Regions from separate parts of the Homo sapiens genome. Here region 1 is linked to region 2. Evidence: read pairs that join two places in POLR2A ChIA-PET (ENCODE). Cell type or tissue: GM12878. All regions are shown on one strand. Links, peaks and the distances in the headings refer to the core of each region. The heading gives the core; the rest is flanking DNA.

Region 1 (5,387 bases), core at 292-5,291, 81 kb before region 2:
TTGAAGCTTTCTCTATAGCTCAAATCCCATTTGTAAGGGCTCTGCCCTTGTGACTTACTCTCCTACCAAAGCCCCTTACCTCTTAATACCATCATATTAGGGATGAGGATTTTAACTTATGAATTTGGTGGGGGGGATGCAAACATTCAATCTATATTATTCAGCTTCTGCCCCCACCCCCAAATCATGTCCTTCTTACATGCAAAATACATTAAAGGGATCATCATAGCCCCAGAGATGGGTGAGACTCAAGGTATGATTCATCCAGAGACAAATTGCTCTCCAGCTGTGAGCTTGTGAAACCAAACAAATTATGTACTTCCAAAATTCAAAGATGGCTCAGACAAAGGAAAGAAATTTCCACAAAAAAAAAAAAAAAAGAAATAGGAAAGAAGAAAGGCATAACACATTCAAAATAAGTCCAGGCTACAAGGGAAACTTCATGAGGTCTTACAGCTGCAGAATAATCCTCTTTGGCTTGTGGCTCTGCCCTCTAGGTCCACTAGTTGGGGAGGTACCTCTCTATGGACCCACAGCTTTGGGCAGAACCTGTCTAACCAGTTGAAACTCAGGCAATGGCTCCACTTTTTGTAACTGAAGAGGCATCTCTGATGATATTTGAATTGCTTTTGGGGTTCTTCTTCCCTTGTCTTCAATAGTGCACATTTGCAGCTGAATAGGTCCTATACTATAAAACGTATCTATAAGATTGGTCCTGTCCTATAAGACGTAAGAAGTCTGACAGCCTCCCTTCATTCCTTCCTATCTCCTTCCCCTTCAGTTCAAACTGGTGGTATTCCTTCTGGGGTGGCTGATTAAATCTACAGTTTATGCCCACACAAATCTTATCAAATGGTCACTAGGCCACACCCTTAGTGTTCCAAACATTTTTTCTCAATTTTTGCAATATGGATGGCTGCAAATTTTCCAAATCTTTAAGTTTAGATCCTTTTTGCCTAACAATTCTATTGTTATGTCATTTTCCCTCTTAGATTTTACTGTAAGAAGCCAGGGGGCACCAAGCTGTACTTTTAACACTTTGCTTGGGAATTATTTCAGCTAAATATCAAAGCTTGCAAGTTCTATCTTCCACAAAGCACTAGAACATAAACACTATTCAGCCAAATTATTTGCCACTTTATAAAAAAGATCACCTTTCCTCCAGTTTCCAATAAAATATTCCTCATTTCTGTCTGACTTTTGCTGTTTATATGTCTACCAATATTCTGTTCATGATACTTAGCTATTCCATAGGAAGACTGAGGCTTTCTATGCTGCTTTTCTTTCTGAGCCTGTACCAGAATCACCTTTAAAGGTCTATTCATGGAAATGCAAACTTTTCCTAGCATGTACATACAAACTCTTTCAGCCTCCACCCTTTATCCTGTTTTAAGATACGTTTTAAGGTATTTGTTACAGCAGCACGTTCACTTCTTGGGACCAATTTTCTGTCTTAGTCAGTTTGGGCTGCTATAAGAGAATTCCACAGACTAAGTAGCTTTTATAAACAACAGAAATTTATTTCTCCACAGCTTTAGAGGCTGGGAAGTCCTAGATCAAAGCACTGATAGATTTAGTGTCTGGTCATCTTCTGGTTGTGTCCTCATGTGATGAAAGAGGGTGAGAGAGCTCTTCAGAGCTCTTTTATAAGGGCTTTAATCCCATTCATGAGGTCTTGGTCCTCACAACCTAATCACCAACCAAAGGTCTTGCTTCCTAATACCATAATATTTCAAAATATGAATTTTAGGGGAACACAAACATTCAGTCTGTAGCAGGTCCTAAAAAAACTACTTGACCTTAGGCCAGACATAAATCTTTGGGGACTTCTTTTTATAGATCAGTAAAACAAATGGGGCAAATTGAATATTGTCTAAGCTTTCATCAGTTTTATGATTCTGTTGGTCATAAGCTATTATATCACAGTTATGAGTATAATGTGTCATGTTTTCAGAATTCTTAGGCTAGCCAGGAACTTACAGATTGCCTAATCAAATTGAATAATTTTACTTACTGGGAAACTGATTGATTTAAATGATTTACTTTGTGTCAAATAAGTTAGCCAGCAGCAGGACCAGATTCTATGCTTTCTCATACAAGGCAAGTAACTTCAGAATGAGTATCATTAGTCACTAATAAATCAGATGAATGATTTGGCAAGGGAAGTGCTAGCAGGTATTGGTGAAAATGAGATTTTTCTGGATTTTCATAATTTTAAAAACCAAATCTTGTAATTCCAAACTTGTAAATTCCATTTATATTTCTTTAGTTCATTTAAAAATATTCATAAACCATTTAAAATCAGACTTGAATGTTTGCACTAAAACCATAGGGTAATTTTAGGTTATGAGGAGAAAATGATGTGGATTTCAGACATTTTGAAATGCTGTTGGCTGCATGCTATAAAATATTCATGGTTCTGGGTTACACTGTGTGCTTTTTTTTTTTTTTAAACCACTTCAATTGCTTCTTTCAGCATGTTTTTTGTATTGAATTTTACTCTGTGAAACTTTGTTTGTAGCATTATTTTCCATATTTTGGAATTAATTTTGTAATTTCTCTTGATCATATCTGACTTTGTCCATCAGGACTTCATATAACTCACTCCACTCCAGTTGCATGTCAGTTCTGTGGTTTAATTTCCTTTCTCACCTGCAAACAGTGCTTATTTAGCAAGGAACAGCATTCCCATCTGCTTTGTTCCAAAGGGGTGAGAGTACTGGGGGGAGGTGGGCAGGGAATGAGGACACACTGAGTATGAGGTGATGAAAGACTAAGATCAGAAACAGGATGCCCTTTAGAGAAAGAGGTGAGCAGAGCCATGTTGGGGTAGCCTGCTGTGTCTCTGGGAAACGGCTGCCACAGTTGCCTTGGGGTGGTTCTGTGTCTCCTCAGTGTGAGAACTCTTGCTCCAGGGCTTTGAACTGTGTCACTGATACTCTTCCTTTTAGACCAGTATATGTGCAATGTCAGTTTCACTTACCAGCCTTCATGGTTGCTTTCCCCTAGACATGAAATTTTCAAATGTCCCTGAACACAGAATGAAGGTGCTTAAACTTGAGAATAAGCAGTAGAATTTCCAATTCCCAACAGACCCTCCACTGCCTAGAATACAGTATCATCACGTCAGTACTGCATCTGGTTACCCTGCTTATCATTCAACTAACATGCTCTCCCTATGGTCTCAACTCTCCCATGTTCCTGAAGACAATGGATGTCTGTGACCCTCTCTTGTTGGTCCTCTCTGCAGTTGTAGAGCATCATCTCCTCCTGGAAATGTTCTCTTCTATTCTGTTCATTTCTTGAGCACTTCTGATTGCCTCTCCTGACCTTTTGGGTCTTCCTTTTTTCCTTCCTTTGCCCATTTCTTCCTTCCTTCCTTTGCCCATTTCTCAAATGACCCATTTCTTTTTTCAAAAATTTGTTCTAGGGCTTCTCTTTTTATCTACATGTTCTCTCTGGGCTATTTCTACAGCTTTAATCTCTATCTCCATACCTTCCCAGATCCCTGACCTGTGTCTCTGTCCATTTTTCTATTTCTTTTAGCTCCTTAATAACATATATTTAACTACCTGCTTTGTGTAAATCTGATATATACATTTGAAATAACTTACACTTGATTATTACATTCTACTTATGAGACTTATAAGCACCACCCTCAGGACCCAAATGCCATTTTTCTGTCCCATCTCTTCCTCATTTTTTCCCTGCCCCAGGGAGTAACATAATCCTTCTGACTACACACTTCAAAGACCTCATCACCTGCCATATCCAATTAGTCACTGAGAACTCTCAGTTCTACACCTTGATCACAGTCCATCACCTCTCCCACGTTACTCATCCAGGCTGTCACTATCTCTTACTATAATGGCCACCTGTTTTGGAAGATGTGCTTCCCACCCCGTCCAATCTCTAACTCCAATATATTCTCTACATTAGTGGTTCTCAGTATGTGGTCCCCAGACCAGCTGCATCTGTGTCATCTGGGAACTTGTTCAAATTGCAAATTCACCAGCACTATAACATCAGAAACGCTGGGGGTAGGCTCAGCTGTCTGTCCTACCCTCCCGATGGCTTTGGTGTTTGTAAAATATGAGAACCTCACCAACGTCAACCCACTCACTTCATACTTGTCCTACTAAGCTACAGTCCTTTACTCACCCTGCCTCCTCTCTCCAGCTGCAGGACCCTCGTACCTGCTGCTGCTCCCATTCTTCCTTTCCACCTGGCTGGCTCCTCCTTGTCCCTCTGGCTTTGCTTACATATCACTCCTCCCCCCCACCCCCGAACCTCCCAGTACCCAGAGCTGTAGTAGGGCTTGTCCTAAGTGTCCCACAGGACTCTGCAGTAATGGCTATTTTTTTATTGACCCCCTTTATTGTAATTGCTGATTCCTTGTCTGTCACATTTTCTAGGAACTCTCTGAGGATTTGGACCGTGTTTATTCTATTTCCTAAAGCTTTATTTCACTGAAGCTATTAACTAAATCAGAATTATTCAGGCATATAGTAGGTAAATCACCAAAAAAAATCGATATATATATTTTTTTGTGGGGAGGGGGATGAATGATTCTGGTTTCTGCCCTATATCCCTCTGGGTTCATGCTGCTCTATAGGCATAGGAGATAGTTAGTTACCCTAGATTGGCGAGATAGTTACCCTAGATTGGCAATCTCTTCTAATTCTCCAAAGTCATACTTTCCCCTATATTCCAGGTCTCTGCCATACCAGCTAAGTCATCTGAGTGGTGATATTAGGGTATTATCCTGGATCTATCCTTCTTATACCTCTCTCCTCTATCATGTCAAGGCAGTCAATAAACCTGTTGAGGAAAAATCATGCAGAAGCCTGTTATTAATTATAGAGAGATCTAATAATTCAGTCTGGCAGAAAACCCTTTAATTTACCTGCTCTCTTCCAATTCTTTGCCAAGGCTCCTCAAAATGGTCAGACAATTCCTGGCCAGGTATTTGCATAATGGCTTTTCTTCTGTTGCCTTTGTTCCTTTGTGGCCCCAGCTAATTGCCTGAGAGTGCCACTGTTAGTTTTCAACTCTTTCTGATAGAAACCCTGTGTACTAACATGGAAATCTTAGGTAATCTGCTTTTTCAAAGCACAATGCAGAATTTATTGGCGGTGGTGTAACTTTAAGAATATCCGAGAAGCCACCAAGGCCTCTAGGTAAAATAGAATGAGGAACTTTTCTGTACACTTCCTTTACCCTGTGACTCAAAAGGAGGGCCCCTCCTGAGGAAAGGCCAGGAAAGTAATGCAATGTTTAATTTTTCTATACTTCTTGTAGAAGTGTTCTTTCTGAGTCAGCTGTGGACAGGGATATTCACTGACCTCAAGATTATGCTATCCAAAGAGGTTTGTGTTATTTTCGTA
Region 2 (5,387 bases), core at 125-5,124:
AATCAGAAAAAGACAAGAGACTTGAGGATTTAATCCAAACAACTGAACAGCTAAAAACAAGAGCTACAGGGGCAGAAGAAGAAAAAGTTTAAGAAAGAGACAGTATATTATTTTCTCTGAGAAGAGGTAAAGCTGGAAACCTGTTGTAAGCAAGATTTATTGAATTTTCTCATCATAGTCTTAAAAGAGCAGTACTCCAATAGGTCTTGTTTACTAAAGGAAGATTTGTTGAAAGAATCAAACAACTGATGGAGGCTGATGAAAAGAATACATGACGATCAATGACACTTGGTACACACGTTCACACTCACAGACACATACACAAACGTTGGATAGGAAAAGGCTGGCTGGCAACATGTGGCAACAGTGCTCTGTAAGGACTCTTGAAGTAGAATAAATAGTCTTACTGAAAGAGGAATTCAGATTATTATTTTTAAAAACTTGGAACAAGAGTTCTAGGCTGACTCAGCAAAAACTAGGAGCCAGGCTAGGGGAGGGGATAAGTAAAAATCCTTCCAAAGGATTCCTATCTGGGGAAAGGAGGAGAAGGCCAAGCATTTAAGATCTCATATTACAGAGGACAGGAGAGGGAGCACATTGAGAAGAAATATAGCATCTTGGTTGTATAGTGTGTTCTGGTGTGAAAATGTGCATTTAATGTTCAAAAATAGTGTGAGAAAAGATAATCATTGATGGAATAGTACCATAAAAGTCCCAAATTAACAAGAAAAAAAAAAAAAGAAAAACCACAATAGATAATAGCATGATCAGCAAAGATAAGGGAAAGAAAAAAAAAAGAAGTAATATAAAATAAATAATTAAAATAAAGTGTAAAGGAAGACATAAAATCAAGTACAATGGTTACTATATCATTTGTAGGCAGAATTTTCCCTTTGAAAGACTGAGACGTCAGATTGGGTTAAAGCAAATTTAACCCATGTATATGCTATTTAAAAGAAAATAAGATAAAGGTGAACAAAGATTGAAGATAAAGAGGTGAAAAAAGAGGTATCATACAAATGCAAGCTAATAGAAAGTTATAATATTAGTGGCAGCTGATATATTTAAACTTAAAAGCACTATAGAGGATAAAAAATATTATATAATGATAAAACTGATACTACTTGAAGCAATGATAATCATAAACCTATATTTACCCACCAATTAAAAAACATCAACTAGCTAAATACATAAAGCAAAAACAATTAAAAATTTGAGAACTTTTAAAAAGTTATAATAGGTAACACTAATTTAAGGAAGTGATAGCTCTCTCTAAGAATTGGACAGATTAAATATGCAAAAAATTAGTAAAATCATAAAGCAATTGAAGAGTATCATACATCGGTAAGAATTTGTAAAAAGCTTCCATCTTTCAAATAGAGAATCACAATTACAAAATAATCATAGTAATAATAATAATGGTGATAATTATGTACTTGACTAACAAAGGAAAACCTTACAAATTTTTAAAAGTTGGGTGTGAGCCATGAGCCATGGTCTTCTATCAAGTATAATTTGTGACAGAGGAAAATGAGAGGTGACTAAAGAAAGGTTATTTCTTAGAAATAAAATTTTAAAAAGCACTCTTGAATTACCATTGTAGAAAGGGAAAGTCAAATGGAAATTATTATTTATCTAAGAACTACAAAGGGAGACTCTTTATTCTGTAACTTACTACTCCTAAAATATACAACTCCAAATGCCTGTACTATTAAAAAAGAAAGATGAGAAAGTAAAGCTAGTACTATACATCTGAAAAGATTAGAAAAGCAATTTTTAAAAAGAAGTAGAAATTAATAGAATAGGAAAAAATGAAATGAAAGAAAAGACAAATTAATCTAAAACCTTAAAAAAACTAATGAAATAGATATACTCTGAGCATGATTAAAGAAAACACAATGAGCAAAAATACATGACATCAATTAGAAGGAAGATATAAATATAGAAGGAAGATATAACTGTAAACATATACATTACAGTTGTAATAAAATAAAACATTTGAAAACTTAGATAACAAACATGCTAATAAACCAGTCATCACATAAAAGATCAGATGTGTTCACAGCTGAAATTTTACCTAAACTTTAAAGAATAGTTAATTGTAAAGCTATTTCTAATCCAGATCATAAAAAATGAGTAAATCATTTAATTTGATTTTTATAAAGTCAGAATAACTTTAGTACCAAACCAGAATAAAGTTACTTCGGAAAAAGTAATAATATATTGTGTCAAACTAGGATTTATTCAAGAAATGCAACATCTATTAATCTATCAATATAAGCTTTCAACAAATTCAAGGGGAAAAGTCATATTATCTTGTTAAAAGACATTAAAAGGCATTTGATAAAAGTCAACATCCAGTCCTAATAACATATTAAGTAAAATAAAAGAAAGAACAAAGAAAGACAATTTAAATATAATAAAGACTGTTTTCCAAAATCCAACAGCAAATATTCTAAATGTAAAACTCTAAGGAAATTTCAATTAAAATAATAAATTAGTTAGGGATGCTTAGCTCAAAACTCTTGATTGGTTCTGCACTGGTCTATTAAGAAGTTCAAGCTTCCTGACATGTGAAGGCATTCTTGCATGGCCCTGCCTCCTTTTGGAGCTTCATTTTCTTCACTGTATTACTCATAGGTCACTGTCCATTGAGATCTTTGTCTAGCGCCCATGTTTGATGTTTTCTTCCCTCTCTGCTTGTGCTCATGCTGCCCTCTTTCCCTTCCATGACTGCTCATGCTTCTCCTCTCTTTTTCATCTGGGGTATGTCTCATTTTTAAGACCTACTCCTGCCCTCCCATAGATGCCCATGTATTGCTCATAAGAAATGCTGCTTCAGCACAGAAATAAGGTTCATTTCCCTTTGCATACCCAGTATCTAGCTCTGTGCCTGACACATAGAACATGTGTAATAAAAGTTAACTGAATCAATGTACAAAGAGATGAACAATCCACAAACACTAAAGCCTCTGTTGCCTTGCTTTTACTACCCCTAGTAACAGCAATGGTGGTTACTTCCTGCTGAGATGCCCACTCATGATGATGACAAAACTTGTCTCTTTGTGGATGGATGAATTATGTTCTTTTGTTTTATGACCCATATGCACACCTGACAAATGGTGCTAGTAATGGATTTTACTCGTGTTCTGCGTCATGAACTGCCACTTGTGTCTGTATCTGCTAGATTACTTGCCCATTCCTTTGTTCTTGCCATTGTGTCCTGAAAGAATGGGATGAGCATGGGGGCAGAGGAGATGTTCCAGAAGCCCTGTTCAGTGATCCAGAAGAAGTCTTCACCTTTTACGTGGTGTTTTATACAAATTCTCTAGTGTTTTGCTATGGTGTTTTGCTGGCTGATGATTCAGTGAACACTTGACAATCATTGCTTGTGCAGTATGCATGTTTTTAACTACTGATTTCGAGGCTGTCAAGGGGAAAATTTCTTTTGAATGAACTCAAAAGAGTTCAGTAGGTGAGCTTGATTCTGCAGCTGCTAGAACTTGCCACTTCCTGTAGGTATTTTTTTTTTTGTCTCTCACTCTAGCCTTTGCCATCTGCCATTGTTACATGTCCCAGATGTGAAAGATTTTCTCATTATCCTGTAAACATGACTCTGTCATCCCCTTCATTTGTCTGGCCATTAGTTATCAAATTGTTGAGGGTCTGGCTGACCGTTCCTTAACACGTCTGTTCCAGATGCTACTTCTACAAGGGGAATGAAGAATAGCTAATATGCTTCACAATTAGTAGCTTATATTTAATTGCTTTCTCCTAATTCCAGTCAACTTGCAAAAATTTTAATAATTGGTATAACTTATACTCAGTTGTCCTATATATTTGGGCATGTAAAATGTACCGTATGGAAATTAAGGCCACACTCCTCCAACTTCAAAACTCATTTCAAGTACCATATTCTCAGGGAAGCCTTACCTGACCCCACCCAGAATAAGCTGTGATTTTTTCCTTTATTCATGTCAGTATTTTATAATATACCACATTTAATTACAATTGTTTGTATGTCTAGAGGTGAGGTTAGGTTGTATATGTCCTTTACTTCCATAGTCTCATTTATTAACACTATTAGCAGTTGCTTAGAAATTAACAGGTGCTCAGTAGAGACATGTAGCCCGACTGACCAACTACCACCTTCATTTGAACTCTTTATATCCATGCTGGTGAGTTCTTAAAGAATGCAGAAGACCAGTGCTAGGGAAAATTCTAATAAGCAATCTTTGGTGATATTTCTTTTTTTTTTTTTTTTAAGACGGAGTTTCACTCTTGTTGCCCAGGCCGGAGTGCAATGGCATGATCTTGGCTCACTGCAACCTCCTCCTCCCGGGTTCAAGTGATTCTCCTGCCTCAGCCTCCGGAGTAGCTAGGATTATAGGTGTGTGTCACCACGCCCAGGTAATTTTTGTATTTTTAGTAGAGACGGGGTTTCACCATCTTGGCCCGGCTGGTCTCAAACTCCTGACCTCGTGATCCACCCGCCTCGGCCTCCCAAAGTGCTTGGATTACAGGTGTAAGCCACTGCGCTCAGCCACTTTGGTGATATTTCTCTGGAAGCCTGGCTTGGAAGCAAGAGCACTGTATTTATAGTTGGGAAATGTGGATTTCAGTATCATGGCTGCTGTTTTTGAATTTTGCATGGAGTAATTTTGAATGTCACCTTGGAAAGTCATGTACATTCACCTTTCCCACTTCTAATACAAGGATACTAATATGTATCCCCACCTCAGAAGGTTATAGTGAGAACCAAATAAGAGAGCATTTGATAAAATGTAAAACGATATGCAGAACGAAGCTGCTAAAGTTGCTTCTGCTCATTTTGACATATTCAATGTATACATATAGGTCACATGATATATTTAATTTAGTACATTTAAATACTGTTTTAAAAAATTATTTGTCACATAAAGAATATAGAGCACTCTAAAAAGGATAATAAAAGTGATTTTTCTTCTGGGCATAACCAAGGCTTTAGTAATCCTTCAAAGACGGAAATATGGCAGGTTACAACGAAATGGAAAGCATGTAGAATAATCGCAGCATCCTTTTTCAAAACTGGATGCTGACTGCCTCTTTAGTTCTCTCCCAAAACTATATAGGATTCATTATATTTATATATGCAGGTGGCATTTGACCAAATTAGGCTGTCTGTATAAGAGCTTTATTGAGTAATTCCAAAGGAATTTCCCACTCTTGCTTCCCTTGATAGAAGGTCACAGAATTCACTTGGCTTCAGATAGACCCATGTGAGTGCTGGGAATTTGGTTCAACTTCCCCTCCCTCTACATATTCTGCTGAGAGTCAATTGATGTCTGCTGGTGTTCCATTTGTTAAGTAGTGGATTACTGATCAAATGTTATCTCTCTGGCAGAGCA

The links. Peaks named below come from ENCODE experiments on the same cell type or tissue, not always from the same donor. Only the 100,000 strongest peaks of a DNase experiment are listed, where the experiment ranks them.
Region 1: POLR2A ChIA-PET joins it to region 2 with 8 read pairs; 1 of 35 experiments calls an interaction of 5 or more read pairs at or near these places.

Annotation. Positions count from the first base shown.
Region 1 is chr3:178,601,467-178,606,853 of GRCh38, reverse strand. The region is part of intron 1 of KCNMB2 (potassium calcium-activated channel subfamily M regulatory beta subunit 2); the gene reads right to left. All of the region lies in intron 5 of KCNMB2-AS1 (KCNMB2 antisense RNA 1), which reads left to right. Among named protein-coding and RNA genes, the nearest start is that of KCNMB2, 68 kb to the right of the region's middle. RefSeq lists an enhancer at 2,710-2,789. In GM12878, for the core only: no CTCF peak of the experiment used is centred there; a DNase peak (open chromatin) is centred at 2,903; H3K27ac peaks cover 639 bases.
Region 2 is chr3:178,520,492-178,525,878 of GRCh38, reverse strand. It overlaps KCNMB2-AS1 (KCNMB2 antisense RNA 1), which reads left to right. Exons shown (of 6, transcript NR_126561.1): 6 at 1-412. Among named protein-coding and RNA genes, the nearest start is that of KCNMB2, 13 kb to the left of the region's middle. In GM12878, for the core only: no CTCF peak of the experiment used is centred there; no DNase peak of the experiment used is centred there; H3K27ac peaks cover 1,865 bases.